Linked DNA regions of Homo sapiens: region 1 is linked to region 2. Evidence: chromatin loops called from intact Hi-C (ENCODE). Cell type or tissue: gastrocnemius medialis. All regions are shown on one strand. Each heading gives the region's core, and the rest is flanking DNA. Links, peaks and the distances in the headings are about the cores only.

Region 1 (2,821 bases), core at 216-2,715, 120 kb after region 2:
CCATGGAAGTCACTATTTTCTACACCAACTCATCAGCTCTTCCCTGGAAATTCTGGAACACAAAGAAAATAGTCTCTCTCTGGACACCTGGGTCATAATATGAAAAACATGGGGCTGGCAGCCATGTTGTGCCACCTGGACCAAACAGCAGAGACTGCTGGTCCATGACAGAAAAGGAATAACTCAGAAACACTGAGGGAGTGGACAGCTGGAAAAGAGGCAGAAGACAAAAGAGAGAAAGAAAGAGTGTCCTCCTGGCCCCATCCATGCAGCATCCTAGCCCAATCCCTGGCTCCTGACCTGGATTCCGTAGACAGCCCAGAATCCTTCCAACGAATTCCCTTTTTTTGTGTTAGTTGAGTTAGGTCTCTTTCACCAGTAACCAAGAATCCCCTGACTAATAGAGGGTTCTACAGTCCTTTCCGCTGATTGTTTTGAAAGAGGCAAGATAGAAACCTACAGGTGGTTGACTGAACCCAGCAGAGTCCTAGAGCCAAAAAGAGATCAGCCACCCCTTGGAACCTGCTCCCGTGGCAGGGCTTAGACCACAGAACCCTAACTTGCAGCTCCACACCAGGCCACTGCAGCGCTCCACAGCAACTTTCTGGTAGGCCCTTGGGCCACAGACTTAACTCCTCCAGCCAACCTACCAACTAATGCTAGGTTAAAGGGGAAATGAGTTGTTCTCTATTTCGTACCGCTGCTTTGAGAGTATAATATGGGGGAGACAAAGTAAAGTTTTCAGGATACCATCAGAGACAACATACATGGAGGGTACAGCTTCCCCAGCTGCAAGGGCAGCAAATCAAACCCAGAAGAAATGTGGGCACAGCACCTCCATTCACCTAATCAACTCCTACAGGAAAGAAGTAAATGCAAGCTGCAAAACCAAAGGGACATCATATTAGAGAAAACATGCTGATGATTCATCATACAGAAGAAGCAACCGTTATTTTTAAAGTCCATGAAAGCACCTGGTTGAAACATGACACACCATGGCGGCTGCACAACAATATAAATGTTGTTTAATGGCCCTGAACTGTACATTGAAAAATGATTACAATAATATATTTTGTTATGTATATTTTACCACACTTTTTTAAAAAGACACATCATAAGAGTTTGAGACAGACTGAATTCCCTCCATTGCAAACACACCACAGGCAGTGTACATGTGACAGCCGTATAAATAACATGTTCCCTGGCCTGAGGCAACTAAGCACAGAGCTGAGGCTGACCTGAGTGGTGAGTCTGGGTGGGCAGAAACGAACAGAGTCCTGGCTTTTTGTTTTTTGGGAGGGAGAGGGGGCAGGGGTTGTCAAACAAAGTAGGCATCTTCTGAAATGAGTAACAACAAAAACTCACTCCACAGTCCATTTTCTCCAACCTACTAACCTGGTTGGAGATCAGGCTACTAAGCCTGATCAGCACGGTCTTAACATTACTAATTTCTAAATATTTCAACATAAATGGAACAGTTCCTCACTCCTCAGAAATCACTGCTGGTTTCCTATCAGCCACAAACAGATGGCAGCTCAGGAGAGTCCTGTTCCCATTATGCCAACTTGGCAGGAGGCTCACCTGCTGCCACCTGAAACACCAATCCCTCCCACCTTTACACAGAAGGCTCCCAAACACAACTAAAATCCTGCCTGGATACCCACTGATCAGCATCCTTAAAAGCATAGGGGGGAAGTCTCATTACAACTCCACTAATTAATAAACATAGGGAGGGACGACATCACGTCCTAATATAATTACAAGAATACTGTAGCTTTTCATTGCAGTTCCACTATATGGTTCAGACAGGTTCCCTGCCTGATTACACTGGGCTGTAATCCAGTTTTGCTAATATATCCATATGTATAAGAGTGAGAGCAGATCTTATATCAAATCTAAAGGAAAACTTTTGGAAATGCTAAAAAGTTCAATTTCAGACATATTAATACATCCTCAACATTTTATTTACAATAAGACCACCAATCTTGTTTTTATAACCGCCAACAGGTTTCTTGGTTTCTCGGCTGCAACTTTTTTATTGAAGTGATCAAAGACTTAGAGAACAACAGGATGTTCACAAGTTACCCTTAAAGTAGAAAACATGAAAGCTGCCTGTGTGAGTGTGGTATATGTGTGTACATGTTAGTATACATACCACGTATACACACACACACAGAAGTTATATATATACATACATACAGAAACACATACACACATGCACGCACTGGCAAAGAAAAAAGAAAACAATCTGGGCTGTTCACTTCATCAGATTCCAAGCAAAGATGCTCTTCTGTGCTTTCTGGACACACCTACTAATCACCAAAGCCTTAACCACTGACTGCTCCTTGCCTGCTCAGCAAATCAAACTCAACTCTGGAATGTTAAGCCAAGGTGTTCTTCAGGAGGAGTAGCTTAAGTAACTAGAGAGTTACTTTAAATAGTAAGAGTTCACTGCATTCATGCCATAGCCCAGTACTTAAACCTATAACAGGCTCTGCTCTTGCGATAAAGACCAAAATCCTTAAATGTGGCACACGAGGCCCAGCAAGAAAAGGGATCTCTCCCACCAAGGCCTCTGCATTTCCCCAGGGAAGCCACCTCTGACCTTCTGACTAGATCAATTCTGCCTTTATACCCTGTACTTCTTCATGCAATGAGGGAAAGAATGACAGCTATTGCATCAGTTAGCACATCTTCGGTTGCAAATAACAGATAACCCTAACTTAAATTGGTGTAAACAATAAGAAAATTTATTTCACAGAACAAGTCCAAGGTTAGTGGGTGCCAAGCATGGTGCACTGGGGCTCTGCAGAGTTCTCTC
Region 2 (2,821 bases), core at 225-2,724:
GTTTTCCCAGCAGACTGAAAGCAAGCCCAGGCTAGCCTACTGGACAAAGAGAGACATGTGGCCTAGCTGCCTCTGACATTCCAGCTGAGAGCCTATCAGCCCTCAGAGAAGAACTGTTTTGCTGAATGCAGCTGACCAGACACATAACTGAGTCTAGCTGAGAGTGTAAGAACCGCCTAGCTCAGCCCAGGCCAACTGCTGACCCACGGAATCCTGAGCTAAATAAACAGTTGTTTTAAGTACTGTGTTTTGGAATGGTTTCTCATATTACAATATATAACCATTATAAAATTTAACTCAGTGCATTAAAACATTATATTCCTAGTACTTGAGTCTCTGAGCACAGTGGAAATAAAAGGAAAAAAAAAGTCCTAGTACGTGGTAGACCCTCAATAAATGTCTTGTTCCATCCCAAATGTGGTCACGCAGAAGTCAGCCACCCGCTAGACTTGGCTCTTCAAAGGCAGGAGCCCTATCATGCTCATCTCCATATTCTCAACACTCAGCATAGTGTCTAGCACAAATTAGAGCCTCAATGTATGTGTTAAATAATTGTCAAGTGAAGATTTGAAATGTCTGCAATTCTAGGGCAAATTACATTTACATTACAATTAATGCATTGCATTACACAAAATGGATTACCTTTAAACTTAGGCAAGCTACTCAACTTTTCTAAATATCTGTTTCCTCATTATAAAAGCAATGGGGATAAGAGTGTCTTCCTCATGTAATACTCCTAAGGTTTAAATGCAATAGTTCATGCCACATCTGTAGCATAATACCTGGCACATATAAAATCATACCTATGTGGTGGGTGTTATCACTCACCTGTTTTTCTCTTTCCAAGTAAACTGTAAGTTACTTAGCCACAGAGATGTTACTGTGTGTGTAAGACAGTGCTGGCCACGTGGCAGGCGTGCTGGGTGCTTCATAAGCACATGGACTGCTCTCTGTACAGAAATCTCAATGGCTTCCCACTGCCCATTAAAATTTTAACTACTTTTACACAGCAATAATTTAAAAATCTTACCACCTCACCTATCCCATATTATGTAATATCACATACCAGATCAATGAGAAAGACATCCAGGTATAAGCAACAGAAACCCAAGTAACAGTGTCTCAGACAAGCAGTTTTACTTTTCCATCAAACAGCCTCGAGGTAGGCAGTTGCTGTCATTCTCCAGTGGCTGTCACAGGTGTCAGAGACAGCTGCCCTGAGTCCCTCAGCTGCTCCCTGTGGTCATGGGATGGCTGCCGCAGCTACTGGCCTGACAGCCACATTCAACAGGGTAAGCATGAGACAGAGACTGCCACATCTGCTCCTGTTATGTGGAAAAGTTTTCCCAGGGCTCCAGCCAACTTCTCCTATGTCTCATTGATATCCCACAACAGAGGCTGAGAAAGCATGCAGGCAGCCCTTCCAGCCTCTGAGGCTGTGGCAGATGGCATTTCCCAAAGACGCCCACACTAACAGATCTCACTCCACACGCTCTTCTTCAATTGTGACACTGAAACCTCCCTCTTGAGAGGTGGGATCTAAGTTCTTTCCTCTTGAATCTGGTGGGCTTCTGACTACAATGGAGGAGATGTTGTGTGACTTTCAGGGTGACGTAGAAGAGGTGGTGCTCCTTCCTCCCATATTTCTCTCCCCCCGGACATATGCCTTTGGAGCCGGGGATGCGGAAGAGGCCACGTGGATCGGCCACAAAGAGAGAGGCAGAGGTGCTCAGCAGGAGGCTTTGTCCAGTGTAGGCACCAGACATGGGACGAAGAGCCTTCCACATGCCCAGCAACACCCACCCACCATTCGACTGTGGCCTCATGACAGATGCTAAGCCAGAAGTGCCCAGTAGGATGCTCCCAAGTTCCTGATCCAGAACCCATGAGAGAGAAATGGTTACCGCTTTTTTAAGTAACTGAGTCTGGAGTGACGTGCTATCCAATAGACAACTGCAACATGAGTGGAGGCAGGTGAGAGGAGGTGCAGGGAAAAGGGGGCTGGGTCAGCAGGTGACAGCCACTAATGCTCTGCTCCTCCAGCTGCTGTCCTCACTTCCCCCATCGTCCACAGTTTCCGGCCTTCATGCCCCTGCTCTTCCCTGACCTGAAATCCCAGCCCTAGCTAGCAAAGCAGAGCCATCCCGCAGGTCGTAAGCCTGTCTCCTCACTTCCATCAAGCCACAATGATCTCCCTTGTTCCTGCCCATGACAAAATATTTTTAAGTTTAATTACTTTCAGTCACACTATTCTTTGCCCCCACTACTCTGGCTTCTTAAATCTAGCCTGGGTTCTTGTTCATGGGGATCCCTACATATTTCTGTATTATATATATTAGTTTACTCCAAACACCATCCAAGGTCAGGAGTAGCTGTTTAATAAGCACTTGCTAATGAAACTAAGCAGCGTGCATTTTACCCTACAGTGTTTCTTACAAACTCCTTCTCAAGATAAAGCTAGCCTTCTTCTTACCACTCAGTGATGGTCTGTGTCTTTTCCTCCTTCAAAACTCAGATCAAATGTAACTTTCCCTGTACACTTTTCCCTGATTAACTTCTTCCATCCCCAGAGGAAACACCTCTCACTCCTGTTCTTCTGCACCTTGCACACCCTTCTCATCCTCCTCACCTGTCTGGTTACACTGGAACTGTGTGTCCTGTCTCCTCACCAAACCACTCCATCACTGAGGGAAAGACCACCTCTCATTTATCGTTTTATTCACAGTGGCAAATGTTAATATGCAGGAGAAACTCAACAAGTGGTTGATGAATGGACAAAAAAGGAACACGCTGAATTGCCAACAAAAAAGAACATACTAAA

What was found. A loop is a pair of places that touch in the nucleus more often than their neighbours do. Peaks named below come from ENCODE experiments on the same cell type or tissue, not always from the same donor. Only the 100,000 strongest peaks of a DNase experiment are listed, where the experiment ranks them.
Region 1: a loop joins it to region 2, with 1.8 times the contacts of the local background. A loop is called at or near these places in 2 of 110 quality-filtered maps.

The regions. Positions count from the first base shown.
Region 1 is chr6:158,255,681-158,258,501 of GRCh38, reverse strand. It overlaps a transcript of TULP4 not described here. Among named protein-coding and RNA genes, the nearest start is that of TULP4, 55 kb to the left of the region's middle. In gastrocnemius medialis, for the core only: no CTCF peak of the experiment used is centred there; a DNase peak (open chromatin) is centred at 1,221; H3K27ac peaks cover 2,500 bases.
Region 2 is chr6:158,375,286-158,378,106 of GRCh38, reverse strand. All of the region lies in intron 1 of TULP4 (TUB like protein 4), which reads right to left. Among named protein-coding and RNA genes, the nearest start is that of SNORA116, 54 kb to the right of the region's middle. In gastrocnemius medialis, for the core only: no CTCF peak of the experiment used is centred there; a DNase peak (open chromatin) is centred at 1,246; H3K27ac peaks cover 2,264 bases.